Linked DNA regions of Homo sapiens: region 1 is linked to region 2. Evidence: chromatin loops called from intact Hi-C (ENCODE). Cell type or tissue: PC-3. All regions are shown on one strand. Each heading gives the region's core, and the rest is flanking DNA. Links, peaks and the distances in the headings are about the cores only. Region 1 holds the start of LOC105374137 (a long non-coding RNA gene). Region 2 overlaps SLC9A9 (solute carrier family 9 member A9).

Region 1 (8,338 bases), core at 32-8,031, 150 kb before region 2:
GTATGTATCAGATTTGATGCCCAATTTAGTGCTCTTTCTACTCAGCCAGTGGTTCTCAGCTGGGTGTGGGACGGTCCCTGCAATCTGGTTGGGGGAAAGATTGGGAGACAGCCTTTGGAATTTTTTTTTTTCCATGACTAGGGAATGGGACTGGCATTTAGTGGGCTGGAAGCAATAATGCTGAATGTTCTGCCTTGCTGAGGACAGTCCCACATAATGAATTGTCCTGCTCCAAATGTTAATAGTGGTCCCCTTGAGAAATACCGAGCTAAATTAAGCCAAAGAAAATTACACACTGACTCAGAACTGAGAATAAGGCTGTCTCATAATGATACTCAATAAATGTTAATAAATGATATCACCAAGGTTGTCATCAGAATCATCATTGCTATTTTGGACATTTGTGGCTATAATGAATTTAAAGGTTGCATGATTTTTTTTCTAGCTACATTCTGCTGCTTTTATTCAGGTGTGGAGAAGATGGATAGTTGGATGATGGGTAATGGATGGGGAAAAAGTAGGAGAAATATTGGACTGGAACTCTATGAGATCAGATATTTGAAATATATATATGGTTATGGTATGATAGAATGCAGAAATGTAGTGGGTAAGAATTCTTGAAACCTACATTTCTGGGGTGGTGAGGTTGTCACTGATCAACAACAAGAGTAGCTATGTTGAATCAGAGCACGAAGATGATAAGAAGCTGAAAGGCCAGGATGTCAAATGGGTTCCTAAAATGGATATTGAAATCATGAGTAATGGTAGAAAGGGTCATGGCGGAGAGGAAGTCATTGATCTGGGCACTCAACTCTTGCAGTTGTGCTTGCTTTTGAAGATGGCACTGTCCTCTCCTACAACTCATTTGGTCTTGTCTTGTTCCAATGCATAAACCAGCTCATTATTCCATCTGTTTGTTCAATGCCTGTGGAAGCTTCTATTCTAGCCCACACCAATGTCTCCTTTCTCTTTGCACAAATTAGCACTCAGCTGCACAGTCTTTTATATTGGCCTCAAATTATTAGATGTGTGTCAGTCTGGTCAATATGGCAATTTAATCACCTTGGGAGCAATTAAACCACACTTTTCATTTCTTATCTCCTGCACAGGAAGTAGTGAATGAACTATTTCTGAAGTGACTGATTTGCACCATGGTAGAGGTAGGGGTGGAGGAGGGTTGACTTAAAAGCCCCCAAGAAACCAATCAGCAGTCCTTTCCAGACTGGCACTGTGTGCACTTTGCCATTTTGCCCTGTATCTGGGGACACACACACACACACACACACACACACACACACATTGATAGTGTTTATCAGGTACCGGTGTCTTTCTCCATGCCCTCATTGCCCCCTGCTCATGCTTCTAAAACACCTCTTAGCACTGACTGTGGGACAGTGGCTGCCCAGCATCCAAGCCCTGATTTTCTTTTGGAAATCTGTCTCCTGCTTCTTTGGTGCATGTGGTTGTGTTGGATCTAACTTCACACACAACTCTAGCATTTGCCATGCTGACTTTCCCAAGACCAAAATGATCGGCTAAGGACTGAGCACATGACCCAATTAGAGCCAATGAGATATCTTGATATTTTTGCTCAGATTTCGGGGTTAGGCAGGCATTCTTATTTAAAGAGGAGAAGACATAAGGACTGGTATCCATGGTGCCTCTAGAAGACAGTCAAATTGTGGAGAGCAGAGCCAAAAGATACGGAGAGAGAAACCACAGACTGGTGGACAAAGGGAAGCTAGGTTCTGGTGAAGTCATTTTAGCCCTGCTAAAATGGGTCTGAAGTCAGCCTTACCCTTGGTTTGCAATTAGAGGAGCCAGTTACATTTCCTTTTTGTTTGAGCCACTGTAGATTGGATGTTTTCTTCCTTATAGTGCAAAGAATCTCAACAAGTGCAGAATTTACCCAGTGTGTTATAAGCTGTTTCTCCTATTACAGGACAAGCTCCTGTAAGGCAGGGCTCTTGTCTTATCTGTGTGCTTCCAGCAGAAGGCACAGTGTCTGGCACGCGGGATGCCTCCAAACCATGTTTATTTTACTGTGTATGGAATGGTCTCACTTTACAGCATTGCTCTTCAAAGTCGGGTCCTTGGACCAGCAGTATCAGCCCCTCTCTAGACTGCCAGATCATAATCTGCATTTATTTATTTATTTATTTTTAGAGATGGGGTCTCTGTCACCTAGGCTGGAGTTCAGTGGCACGATCATAGCTCACTGTAGCCTCGAACCCTTGGGCTCAAGCGATCCTCCCATCTACATTTTAATAAGATCCTCAGGTGATTCCTGTGCTTTTGGGAAGGATTGCTCTACAGACTTATAGTCAATTGCATTTTGCAAACATCTGGCCTGGAGTGGTTGTGCTGGCCTAAAGAGTACCACCTCAGTTCAGTAATTCTGGCTGCATTTCAAGACTCTACCAGTAGGTATCTTGTCCACAGGATTCCATAAATTTACAGATAAGATGCTCAGAAAGCCAGGTGTGGCATCTGCAGTAGTCCAGTCCCACAGAGTGAGGGAGGTGAAAGACCCCCACAGCTTCACCATGGTTGCCTGGATCCCTTCCTGGCACCATGTCCTGGCAGCCTGCCAAAGGACTGAGCATTTGTTTACCTATGAATATGTTAACAACCCACTAGATTCTTGGTTTTGGGAGCCTGGAGAAGGCTAAGTGAAACCTGAATTCTGTCACAGTCTAGGGAATAATACATGTTAAAATGAATTCTGGGCTTCCATCCTGCAGCATTTTAGCCATGTGGCTGGGTCCAGGATTCGATTCTTAGAGTCTTTTCAAGCATATGATATTAGGAGGGATGAAGGCAAACAAGCGTTGTATAAATCACATAAAAAGACTAAGATTTCCATTTCTGAGCTTGTTTTTGGGTGATGAGAAAGTTTGGTTTGTCAGACACCCTACAAATTACATTATGTATAAATGACAATGTAAATCTATTCATTTCTTTTCTGATTTCCACTTATCCCCTTTAGTAAGAATATATTTCTTACCCTAAGAGTTTTACACCCAGCTATAACACATTCATTTTGAGTGAATTTAGAAAAACAGAGTCTCATCTAAGGAACATACATGCATGTTACCATACATATGCATATTAACATAAATGATTTGCACAACTTTTAATAATGTGAGACAGAAAGAATGAGTCACTTCTTTTCTGTAACTTAAGAATTTGCTTAAAAATGCATATTAGGAAGCTTCAAGCTGGGGGCAGGAGAGGAACACATTCATATTCCTTGTAGCTGCGGTTTGCTCTCCTGGAAGTGGGAGTGATGACTAATAACATTGTCTCTATGGGGATGTGGTCCTGGCATTGCCATTGGCAGTTGCCCTTCCGGGCTTTTCAAACCATCTGCAATAACTTCTGTCTTCTGGTCATTACTTCTTCCAGTCCCCATTCTACAGACTGTGGGTCAGTTCTCTAACTTACAGTAATGTTATGATTCCCATTCTCCCCCCAAAATATCAGAGGACTTCCAGGAGGTCTTAATTGCTTATAGATGGTTACCTCACCACTCTGATGAAAATATTCTGGTTGTGGTAACTTGCATTTTAATATCCAACATCTTACTTTTTCTTTGTTTCTTTGTGGCAGGTTAAGTACTTTCATTTATATAATTTTTGACAGCCAGCATGGTCTATAACTCCAGTAAATGGCAGAGAACAGAGCTACTACATACTAAACAGAACACATTGTGAAACACACTAGACTTGGGGTATCCTGGAGGAGCACGCATTGGGCAAGAGTAATTTCCACAGTTGGCCACCCTGGCTCTCACCACTGAGTGTGGGGAAAAATCCACAGACCATGGCAATAGATGGTTAGCTATCCATTATATCTAGCTCTCTAGATACACACACAGTCATGTGTGCACAAACATGCATGTGTATGTGTATTTGTAAGGAGGCTGTCTCATAGACAAATAGCATTTTAACATATCAGAGCTGTGCAAGGTGAGGCTAAACAGGGGTCGAGTGCACTTAATGGCCAGCTGATGCAGGTGAATGCATTTTGCTCAGGGAGAAGTACCAGCCCTTTTAGATTAGCTAAGATGATGGTTTGTTCACTTTTTTTTTTTTTTGAGATGGAGTCTCGCTCTTGTCACCCACGCTGAACTGCAATGAAGCAATCTTGGCTCACTGCATCCTCCGCCTCCTAGGTTCAAGCGATTCTCCTGCCTCAGCCTCCTGAGTAGCTGAGATTACAGGTGCCTGCCACCAGGCCTGGCTAATTTTGTATTTTTAGTAGAGACGGGGTTTCACCATGTTGGCCAGGCTGGTCTCGAACTCCCAACCTCAAGTGAACCGTCTGCCTCGGCCTCCCAAAGTGCTGGGATTACAGGCATGAGCCACTGCGTCCAGTGGTTTGTTCACTTTTAAAAAGCAACTTTACATTGGCAATGAATGAGTAGAAAATATTTCCTTCCTTTGACATCCAGAGGATGATTGTTTGCAATCTTGATGTAGTGCCCTGCTCTAGCCACAGTTCTGTGCATATATTTAGTCCTCACAGTGACCCTCTAACATAGCCACTACTCATATCCTTGTCTACAGATGATGCACAGAGAGGAGGAGTAAACTGCTTAAGGTCACACAGCTAGTAATTGGTATAGCCAGTCCATTTCATCCCAGAGCCCATGCTCTTACTGTTCACCTTTAATTTCTCCATTAAAGAGGTTAGGCCAGGCACAGTGGTTTATACCTGTAATCCCAGCACTTTGGGAGGCCAAGGTGGGAGGATCACTGGAGGTCAGGAGTTTAAGACCAGCCTGGCCAACATAGTGAGCCCTCATCTCTACCAAAAAAAAAAATAAATAAAAATAAAAATAAAATAAAATAAAATAAAATAAAATAAAATAAAAAAGGAGGCCGAGGTGGCAGGATCACTTAGGCCTAGGAGTTTGATGCTGCAGTGAGCTATGATTACATCACTACTGCACTCCAGCCTGGGTGGCAGAGTGAGACCCTGACTCTAAAAAGAAAAAAGAAAAAGAATTTACAGGTGTTCTTATTTTAGATTGACATGGCTACATTGCCTGCTGTCAAGTTAAAAACCTAGAATAGGTCTGGTTATTTGCCAAGAAGAAAACATCAGAAAACTCCTTCTCACATGTGGATAATTACTGAAGAATCTTTGTTTTTCTTTTTTTTTAGTTTTTTTCAAGGATACTTCAAGTTATCTAACCCAAATACCCAATTAGGATATAATTTTTTATTTGAATAATTATCATGTATCATCTATATTCTGAAACCAGTGAGCAATGTTAATAGAAATGTCCTATCTAGGGGCATGGGGAAAGCAACTATTTCCATTTTGGTGCAATTTAGAATTAGCTGACATGGAATGATTAGGAAGACTATGTGCTTATTTTCTTAATCAGAATTACAGCCATGGGACCTCAGTGACCCCATTGTTAATAAAGATGCACACTTAACACTTAGTCAAACACGGATATCATTTTTTAGGGATCAGGTCCTCAAGGCATTATGAAGACATCCTGTGATGTTCACAGTAGGTTGGGGAAAATCCCCTCAAAAAACTCCAAACCTGTCATCTTCCACAGTATTATGTACTTAAAAATAAAGACTTTGCTTGTGTGTTTGTGTGACAACTATTACTATTTCATGTGATAACTCTGTGCTCACTGTCAAAGGAGACAGCCACAGAGCACAGAGGTTGTGCATCTCCCAGAAAGTACACTGAGTCTCACTGGCCTGTTGAACAGCCAGTAAGAGACAAGAAGTGAGGGAGGTGTTGATGGATAGAGGTGTTACCAGCTGGTGACATCGTAGTCTAGCATGGGCCAAGGAACAAGAATGATCTGTGGGCTTTTTAATGTCCTTATGAAAGAGTTCTTGGGTGCCCCTTAACTTTTCCTAAATATTCAGAGAAAACATTGTATCTTTTTCTTTTCTTTTCTTTTTTTTTTTTTGAGACAGAGTCTGACTCTGTTGCTAGGCTGGAGTGCGGTGGCATGATCTCAGCTCACTGCAACCTCCGCCTCCCTGGTTCAAGCAATTCTCCTGCCTCAGGCTCCCGTGTAGCTGGGATTACAGGCATGCATGCCCAGCTAATTTTGTGTTTTTAGTAGAGACAGGGTTTCTCCATGTTGGTCAGGCTGGTTTTGAACTCCTGACCTCAGGTGATCGCCCACCTCGGCCTCCCAAAGTGTTGGGATTACAGGCGTGAGCCACTGTGCCCAGTTCAATGGCCTCTCTTCCAGATGGTGCTCTCTGATGAGAAGACACTGTTATGTACCAGCTAGTCACTCTGAACCCTGTTTTATAACCTTTATGTAGTTGGCAAGAAAATTAAATGAGAGGAAACTCCTGATATTGCCCAACACCTAGAATGCCTGGTGTTCTAATATTGAAAGAACTCTACCTTCCCCTCACAAACAAGAGCAAACCCTCAATCCCCAAACTTTTGTTTAAAATTCTGTTTTGGAAGTGAAGAAAATAGCATTAAGCAAAGAAACGAGGGTAAAACAGAAATTCTAAGCCCAGTAATAGAGCTAGGATTAGATTTCGGATTAGATTGCCTTTAATAGAGCAACTTAGCACATGATTACTTCTCTTTATTCTTCCACATGGGCTTGATATTTTTCTCTCTCTGCCCCTTTGTGGAACTTTGGGTAAGGAAAACAACCTAAAACCATATCCTTCACTCTCCTTACTCAAATAAACAAAAACAAACCTCAAATCCACAAACATAAATTTAAGACTTTGATTTGGAACTAAAGGAAATGGTATTAAGCAAAAAAAAAAAAAACAAAAAAAAACAAAAAAACTGTTTTGGTTGAAATGCTCTTTCTCCTTGGCTCACACAGTTTTGCCTAAGGCTCACGGGGCACCAAAGTATAAATTAATCTGGAAAAAAAAATCAAAGGCTTTTAACCATCTGTGCTGTGACTTCAGCCGGCAGAGTCCTGATGCTGCCACACCAACTCTCTTTGCTCAGGAAGTGCATAGGTGCTGTCCTGAGTCCAGAGACAGCTCCTGGTCTGGCTGATTTCCTTGCGGGAGGTGTCAGTGATGGGTCTCTGTTGTCCTGCAGCTCAGCCAGGCAGAAACATAAGTCAAGAGCAGGAAAAGCTTTCCCAGGCCCACCACATCTGAGGTCCTTTCTCTCATAAGCAGTGGGTCTGATTTCACAGTTACCTTCTCTATTACCTGCCTGGGTCTGGCGTAGAGTGGTCATGTTTATGCTGAGAATATTCTTCCATTGGGCCAAGCTTCAGTAGCTTGGAAATTCAAATATAGATTCTCAAAAGTATGTACTTGATAATTCAGCAGAAATTTAAAGAGCTGTAATCTGCAAGGGACACAGACATATAGTCTCTGCCCTTTTGGAATGTATGTTGCAGTAGGAGAGATAGACTAACAAACAGTTCAGGGACAGTGTGACAAATGCCACTGTAAGACAAGTTCAAGGAGGGAGGAGGAGCTAATCCCTACTGGGTGGTTGGGGAGGGATACTCAAGGAGGCTTCACAGAGAAAGTAACATCTCTTCTGGGGCCTGAAGGTGAAACCAGAATTCTCTTAAGTGGTGGGGTTAGGGCCCAGGTAGGGTACTAGACAGAAGGAGCAGTGAGTGCAAAGTCCTGGGAGAAGTCCAGTAGGGCTGGCATATAGAATGTGAGTGATCAAGCTGGAGAGATTGGCAGGATTCCTGGTGCCTTCTGAATCGCATTCTCCCCTTCATCTATAGTCACAGGACCAGCAAGTTTTAGAGAGGCATGCAACTGCCCAGAATAAAGACTACATTTCCCACCCTCCCTTGAAACTGGATGTGGTCCACGTCCAAGTTCTGGCTAGTGAGAAGAAAACAGCGTTATGCGTATATTCTCAGGGCTGTGTCCTTAAAGGGTGTGTCCTTCCTCCTTGTCTTTTCCGCTTCCTGCTGACCGGAATGTGGATGAGGTCAGGAGCCTCCGGGAATGGCCCCACCCCAAGACAGGAGCTGGGTCCTGATACTGAAGGCATCTTACAGTCATGGACTACTCATGTTCAGATGGTTCTGTGAGAGAAAAATAAACTTCTGCCTTATTTAAGTTACTGGTAATTTGGATCTCTGTTGTAACAGCTAGATCTGTGTCCTAAATAATTCACGAGGTCAGCTGGGGCCAGATACTTTTTCCTTCCATTTGAATAGTGTGCTTGTTGAGTGCCCACTCTGTGAAGGCATCGTGTGAGGGGCTGGGGTTACAGTGGTGACCGCGCTGGACAGAGTGCCTCTGGTGAGGCTCTCTAAGCAAAAAAAAAATGGTGATGATGAAGAAGATGACGATTAGAGTAGCCAACGTTTATCAAGAGTTTT
Region 2 (8,338 bases), core at 93-8,092:
TCCTATGTTAGTTTGCTGAGAATGATGCTGTTCAGCTTCATCCATGTCCCTGCAAAGGACATGAACTCATCCTTTTTTATGGCTGCGTAGTATTTCATGGTATATATGGGGCATTAGATTTTTAATGTCACCTTAGAGCAGCCTTTGTTTTTATTTAAGAAAAAAAACAGGGTCTTGCTCTGTCACTAGGCTGGAGTCCAGTGACAATCATGGCTCACTGCAGCCTCGACCTCCTGAGCTCAAGCAATCCTCCCCCCTCAGCCTCTCGAGTAGCTGGGACTACAGGCATGTGCCATGATACCCAGTGAATTTTTAATTTTTTTTGTAGGGACAGGGTTTTGTCATGTTGCCCAGGCTGGTCTCGAACTCCTGTGCTCAAGCAATTCTCCCGCCTTAGCCTCCCAAGGTGCTGGGATTATAGGCATGAGTCACCAGGGCCTGCCTAGAACTCCCCTTTCTTATGTTTGTTTCTCCGGTCCCTGGGTGTTCTTGAGGCCACCTTCTAACTTTCCCAAACTCTATGGACTCCTGGCCATTTAGCAAATTCGTTAGAATGCATGCCCTGCAGCTCTTTTAGGGAACAAAATGAATACACACACACTTCCCACCCCAGCAATGTTGACTGTAACCCATTGAGTTTGTTATACGAATCCAGGTATGTAACACTGGGTTATTTTTGAGCTATGGAATGAAGACTGTTCAGGAGACTTCAGAAACTTATTTTCTTTGAGCAGACACAAGGAGAGCCCTTTGTCTTTATAGGGTCACATGTCACAAATCTCTTCTCCTCCTAGACATACTTTTTTCCTCAGATGTAGTCCCTTTGAAGCCTTTTTAAAACATCTGGCCTCTACCTAGAACTACATTTTTTTTTTTTTTTTTTTTTTTGAGGTGGAGTTTCACTTGATTTTGCCCAGGCTGGCGAGTGCAGTGGTGCCATCTTGGCTCACTGCAACCTCTGCCCCCAAGTTCAAGCGATTCTCCTGCCTCAGCCTCCCCAGTAGCTAGAATTACAGGCTCCCGCTGCCATGCCCAGCTAATTTTTGTATTTTTTTAGTAGAGACAGGGTTTCACTATGTTGGACAGGCTGGTCTCGAACTCCTGACCTCAGGTGACCTGCCTGCCTTGGCCTCCCAAAGTGCTAGAATTACAGGCATGAGCTACCGCGCCTAGCCAGAAATACATTTTACAATTGTTACTTAGTACATGCCTCAACATTTTCTCAACCACACACATATAACTCTAAAATCCTTCTGTGATGCACTTAGATATATTCTGTTCCATTCCATTTGTCTTCTACTCTGTTTATACTGGACATTGCTAGCTAGTATCTGCCAATATCCAGCTCTCTTCTTTCAGGTGCCTGAAGTAGGTGCGGCTCTAGGACTAATTCTGGCCAATGTGCTATGGTTATAAAGGGATAGCATCACTTCTACACTGAAACACAGGAAGCCAGCAGGCTGACCCTCTCCCTGTTACAGTGACCCAGGGAGGCCTCCGGTGAAGGTGGTAAAGCCACAGATCAGAGCTGTTTGCATCACTAAGTTGCTACATGGAGGACATTTGCCCTAGAGAATCACCACATCCTTAGCAGCCTTTGAGAGAAAATAAAACTTTGCTTGATGAGCCACTAAGAGTTTAGAAATGTTTACCACAGTGTAGTCTAACCTATTCTAATACAGTATTCTATTTCATTAAAAAAAATGCTGGTTCTGAGTTACCTAAATGATTCCATGACCCATTATGGGTAGTCACATACAGTTTAAAAATCATTCTCCCACAGAATTGGCCACATCTGTAGCACCAAAGTGGAGACAGGGAGCACCACAGAAGACGGAGAGCACATACTAGCACTGCCTTCCCTCAGGGTCCCAACTCTTTGGGATGAGTTGACTTGAGGACTACACAGTGTGTGTGACTACAGAGAGTTAGATTGCAAATGCTTTGGCAGGGGAGGCAGCAGGGACTAGTCCAAAACTGAGTGGTGGACTTTAGATCAAGATTCAGGCCTCATGGATCCTGTGTTTTGTCAATAGGCCTATGTGCCTTGAGAATCCAGACTACAAGTGCATCCTACTTTTATTAAAAGAAACTGCAGTACAAAGGCATGATTGCTGCTACTTTGCTCAAGTGGTTGAGATCAGAGGCCTCCATCACGGTTACGTCCTTGCTAGATACTAGAACTGCACTGTCCTCCACTGATCCTGCCCCACTTACCTTTCCTATCTCATTCCCCACACCGTTTCACAAACTTTAGTTTCTGATAAAGGGGAATCAGGCTCAATGTCACTTATGTTTCACTATCTCTCTGGGCCTTTGCAAATGCTGTTCCCTCCATTTGGACAGCTTTTCCTTTCAGCTTGGCACTTGGAAATCCTAAATCCATTCAATATAGCTCTACTGTCATTGCCTGTGAAGTACTATTGATCTTTTAGTTACCACTCTCTTAGGACTTGTCACTCTCTCTTACATTCTAATTATTCAAGTACAGTTCTCTTCCTGTTGCACTTTGAACCAGAGTTGCTTCTCTTACCTTTATTCATGGTGGGGTTCCACATCAGCAATAACCACAACACATACCCCCCCAAACCCACAACCCACTCAGAAAAATAAGATTTACTAAGGTTGACCTGGAAGGCCTTTCTAGACTATTGAGTTTCCAATACCCACCAAATACTTTACAGACTTTTATCTTTGCATGTTTTGTTCCTATTACCAGAAATGTCCTTCTTCACTTTGTCTTTCTGGGAAGCCCCATTTATGCTTGAAGCCTGTTGCATAGATTGCTACTTACCTACTCAATATCCAGTCTCCCTCTCCTCCTTACAATATAAGCCTGAATCTATGGAGGTGTTCTATTTCCTCAGAATGGGTGGCCAATGAAATAGAAGTTCTTGAGTGGAATTCTAGAGAAGCCTCTCAGAGCATCAATTCTGCCCTTTCTGCCTTCCTGTCTGGAATTGTAATGGTAATGGACTCTCTGGAGCTCCAGCAGCCATTTTGGGCCCAAGAAGCAAACTTGAGGATAGAAGCTATATAAAAAGATAAAGAAGAAAGATAGGACTGTGGTGGCATCATGGAGCTCTGTTAACCATACATAGATTGTCTAATACCAGACTTCTTTTAGTGAGATTAAACACCACTATTTTCATTAATCCATGGTTATTTGGATTTTCCTGTTATACATAGTCAGACATAATCCTAATGGATACTGGATCCAGGACCCAATTCAAATAGTACCTCTTCTTTGTCACTATTCCTGTGACAAACACAGGAATTTCTTCACTGGGGTTTCCACAGACCTTTCTGTTTCCATTGATTATATCAGAATTATTTGACTATATATCTCCTCTCTTGTTAGACTGTGAGCTCCTTGAGGGAGGGGCAAGTCTCTTTCCTCTTTGTTTCCACAAATGCTTAATGCCCAGTAGGCAGAAATGAGTCTCCTCAATGTTTGTTGAATTGAGACTTGAAAGGGATTTAGGGCTTTATGTTAACATACAAATTCTTCTGGGAAAGGTATTATCTGAAACCTCCACCTTATTTTGGACTTAGTTGATAGTAATATAGTCAGGAAATGGCACAAGACGGTGGCCTTAGGGACAGGGGTGTAGGAGACGGGTGGGCACTGGGCTGGACACTGGAAGGAAAGGTGGGAAAAACAGCAGCCATGGATCTCAGCCTGTCTGGATTTCCCTAGGGCAGTTCTTGTTTGCCCTTATACTTTCCTGTATATACAATCTCACTCCCCCTGGAAAGCCCTAGAGGAGACTGCCTGCACTAGAAATGCTTTACATTGCCCTCCAGCCTCACTGAGAGGCAAAGCTGCTCTCCTGAGACTGGGTATCACAGATAACTGGCTCCTCAGGCATATCTGTGAGTCTCTCCTGCAAGCCCCAACCCTGTCCCCTTGGTCCTCCCAAACCACTTTGGAAGGGTGCGTCACTCTTGAGTTGCAAGATTAAATGAATGTGTGTTTGGATAAGATGGTTTCAGGCCCAAGATCAAAGCCTTCACTGGCTGAGGTCTAGACCCCTTTCAGAGTGAGTATAAAACCTCCCTTTGGGGTGAATTATGAGTGCAAACGGAAAGTCCTGCCCATATCCACCATATCAACACATCTTCTCAGGAGTAGAGCTCAGATGGCTCCTTGTAAACTGGCATGGCTGAGAAAATGGAAAGATGTACTTTCTATTAAAACCACTCAAGTTTTATTGGCACGAACAGGTATGATCCTTTGGTTAAATAAAACCACTAGAGAGCAAATTAAACCATGACTCATGATATGATCATTCTCTCCTTGTAAAAATAATGTTTTGGTAGTTTGTTGTGTGTCCACTTTAATAAATAGTTCCAGGACCTTTTTTTTTTTTTTAATTTGGTAAGTCACAGATCCAGATTTAAGCCAAACCCGTGGCAGGAGCTGTCCTGCTTGCCTTGCCACAGAAAAGCAAGAGAAAGCATCGAGTCGTTATACTATTTCACCCTCCTAAATCACACCTTCCATTTACTTACGATTATTTACCATTGCTTTGTAACTGTGAACAGGCAGCTGAGTGGAGCTGGAAGTCTATTCATTCTTTAAAGTGACATAAAGTGGCACTTGGAGTCCCAAATGATAATTGTTCTTTTCTCCTTGTTAATATCCAACTGCTGTTAGGAGTTCTGTGAAAGAAGATTCATTTAATGCCAGCTCCAGAAATTTCTGTGGGATTTGGCCCTTTCTATTTTTTTTTTTTTTTGAAACCAAATTTGAAATCACCCTCAGGAATTGGGAAGGCTGAATTGATTGTGACCTTCAGCCAGAATTCGTCTCTAAATATTTTAGCAGGATGGAGAATTTTCCCTCATTTATATCCCACTACTACCGTAGTGGCCATGGGTGGGAAGTATTCTAAAATATAATATAATATAATACCAGTTTCTAAAATATAATTTCTTTGTAGACATTTTTAACTCAACCTGAGTCTTAGGAAACTAGAATTTAGAAAGGAAACTGGATCTTATGAGATTTCCACTTCAACCTAATAGTACCTCAGTGTCTAAACATTCTCCTAATCATTTAAATACTTTTTCAAAAAACTTGAAGTCTTATGGGAACCAGCCTGCAATGCTGGGAGGGTCCCTGCTGTTCAGTCACGTGTTCAGGGGCTTCCCCTACCCCACAATGAAGTCGTCGTTTATGGGTAATCTTCCAAGCCCAGCAATACTTATGACAAAATGATACAGACAGCTCTATATGAAGTTTCAAATACCTTTGATATTCCTATTGATATATCACAAATGGGGCTAGGGAAGGTAAATATGTGCTGATATCAATGGTTCTTTCCACACTATTCCATCCATACTATGGATGAGCTCCTGCTATTCTTGTCCCCAAAGTCTATTCAACTCTCTGATGTTCTGGCTCAAAACTATACTATATATTTTTAAATCTAGGATACATGTGCAGAACGTCAGGTTTGTCACATAGGTACACACGTGCCATGGTGGTTTGCTGCTCCCATCAACCTGTCTTTTACATTAGGTATCTCTCCTAATGCTAGCCCTCTCCTAGCCCCCCACACCCCAACAGGCCCTGGTGTGTGATGTTCCCTGCCCTGTGTCCATGTGTTCTCATTAGAACTACACTATTAATGGTGTCTGGCATTTGTATTGGAAGCTCTGTGCTAAGTACTTTACATGAAAAATCTCCTTTAATCCTAGGAGATAGTTTTATCATTATCCTCATTTTATGGGTCTGGAAACTGAGGCATGGGGAGGCAAAGGAGCCAGCCATGGCTACATAAGTATGAAGTGGTGAAGCCAGGATGTGAACATAGGCTGCAGCACTGTAGTCTAACATGCCCCCTCTTTAACTCTGGAGCTCAGTGCAGCATGATCCCTTCCCTAGGCTTGAAAAGAGTTTACAGAGCCTCCTCTGAGAAAAGACCTCCACTTCTCTGCATTCTCTGAGGATGCTTCAGCAGCATCATACCTGAGGCTGTCAACCCAGTTGACAATAACTTGGGAGCTCAGTGGCATGATTCATGGGGCTCGGATTGGTTGGGAGCAGAACTAGCTGCAATTTGTTAGTAAAGATTTTCTATGGCGGGGAGGGGTTATTAGAGACTTCCATTTGCAATGGTTGCAGTGTTAATATTTTTGCCACAGGTGTCCAGGTTGTTTTAAGGAAAAAGAAGGGGAGAGGACCATGGAACAGGAGCTGAGAACTCTTTCTCCCTGCTTTCTATTAAAGTTTTGAGGAGGTTCTATTCATGAGCCGGGTGTTTTGAGCATTTTAGTAATTAGAATACAGTTGAGGAAGTATGGGATGTGGTTTATAAACCAGAGCCTAGGAAAGGCTGGAATATCAGGGTTAGTAATATGCCCAGAGCTGAAAGATTCTCTTCTCTTTCAACCAAAAAAAGGGAGGTCAAGGTCATGGAAAAGGTGATGGTTTTAGAGGCTGGGAAATTTTCATATTCCATATGCCATCTGCTGACTGAATGCTAGTTATTTTCTCCTAATTGGGCTTCCTTTTTCTGTTGCTGATTTTAAGAGTGCTTTCGAAGGAGGGTATATGTGTGCTCTGGAGGCAGTAGTGGTAGGAAGGGGTGGGGGTCTCAATAAACCTTCCCAGGACCTACTTGAGAGCTTTGGTAAAGCCTTGGGCTGGTGCACACAGACCTGATGGACATACAGGCTGTGACCTTCCTGCAGATTTGGAGAAGGCCAAGCCAAGCATTTCAGAGCTCCTTCTATTGGCTTTGCAGGGTCACAGGAGCCCGATGCCATTCAGAGCTCTTGGAATAAATCTGACATTCTGAAAGGAGTCCAAGGCATTCTCAGTACAGGCAGAGGCCAGGGTCTCCCAGATCATTCTTGTTTACTGCCTGGTGACATTCCTTCCAAATCCCAACCTGCCTTTCAGCTGGGGCCTCACAGAATGTTCTTGCTCAGACTAAAGCTGCCATTGTTTTGTGCTGTGGGGCTATGTTCTTTTCTGTTGATTCTTCCCAGTTTAGGGATGTGGCTCTAGATCTAGGTGGAGCTGGAAAGCAATCACACCAGATTTCAATGCCTGCAGATAACCCTCAGAATGGCATCTTCTGGTGCTTTCCCCAGGAAGCAAATAACTCAGATTAACACCAAACTTTTTAGCATAATACTTCCTAGTGTCTGACAGACTGTGAAACTGGTACCAGTGCAGGTCACCTTTGGGTCATGATAGCCCATGTCATTAGGAATCTTAAAGCAAAATGAGGCTCCACTAGTTCTGGACCTCACGAGGTGTGCGTCAGCAAAACTCTCCATGTCTCAGACCCTTCTCTGTCTCAGTACCTTGGTCACCACTGTCCCTACGTACCTTTTCCTCAGTAATTCAGAACTCAAAGCTTGGATTATCTGAGACACTTTCCCTCCTCCTTCCTTCTGGTCCCACTTGTGTGTGTGTGTGTGTGTGTGTGGAGCGGGGTGCAGAATAACTGCTGGCAAGTGGGGAAGGCCCAAGAATGCTCAGCAAGACAGCTCAAGATCTGCACTGACTGGGAGGAGGTAGCAAAAGCTGATAACATTCCCTATTTTGTAGTTTGAGCTTTGGCTTGGTAAGTTCACATCCTGGGTAAAGGTTTTGCTTTGCCAGTTTAGAAACTCACTAATAAAGCAAACTGATTTATTTGATGACTCGAAATAGTCTATTATGGGGTAGACATCAAAAAGTGCTATGGACAAGAAGGGAAAAAAAAACAACAACCAAATTCCTTTACCCCATCTTTATACTCTGGAAGTCTCCATTCCACTGCTTGCCTTTGGTAGCTTCTCTTATGATTCTGTCTCATTTGTATGATTCACAGGTTACTGAAGCTGAAAGAACCTGGAGCAGATCGTCCATTGTTCTGAGTTATTCTAGCAAATTCTGTTTCTTTGCCCACACAATGAAGGAGCTGACTATATAACTGTTCCCTTAGGGTTTGGAATAATTCCCAGTGCTGCTATTCATGAAGTCCAGTACAATTACTTTCCCATTTTCTGCTCAGCACCTTGTCCTTCAGTGCTAATGGAATAACAGTGAATTCATAGAATTGTTACACCTACAGACCTTCTCACTGTAATTAGGAATGGCCGGGGTGAAGAGGAGCATTCACATGAAGTGAACTGCAAAGGGGATTTTAGAGATTAAAAAATTTCTCAGAGATAAGCAATTTGATTTTTCAAGAAGGGCTCAAAATTACACCAACTGCTTACTTTCAGTATAACTAGGATGGTATTCTCCAGTAGATTCTGGTCTGTAGAGAAAAAAAGTCTTCCTGGAAAAAAAATTTAGGCTTTTGATCAATTTGTTTTTATTCAGAAAAGC

The links. Hi-C counts contacts between places; a loop is a spot of excess contacts. Peaks named below come from ENCODE experiments on the same cell type or tissue, not always from the same donor. Only the 100,000 strongest peaks of a DNase experiment are listed, where the experiment ranks them.
Region 1: it touches region 2 in a loop (4-fold over the local background); 3 of 110 quality-filtered maps call a loop at or near these places.

The regions. Positions count from the first base shown.
Region 1 is chr3:143,132,083-143,140,420 of GRCh38, forward strand. It overlaps LOC105374137 (a long non-coding RNA gene), which reads right to left and starts at 716. Exons shown (of 3, transcript XR_924554.3): 1 at 629-716. In PC-3, for the core only: a CTCF peak has its summit at 3,237; DNase peaks (open chromatin) are centred at 3,239 and 7,919; H3K27ac peaks cover 1,722 bases.
Region 2 is chr3:143,279,678-143,288,015 of GRCh38, forward strand. The region is part of intron 14 of SLC9A9 (solute carrier family 9 member A9); the gene reads right to left. Among named protein-coding and RNA genes, the nearest start is that of SLC9A9-AS1, 58 kb to the right of the region's middle. In PC-3, for the core only: no CTCF peak of the experiment used is centred there; DNase peaks (open chromatin) are centred at 3,964 and 4,234; H3K27ac peaks cover 1,320 bases.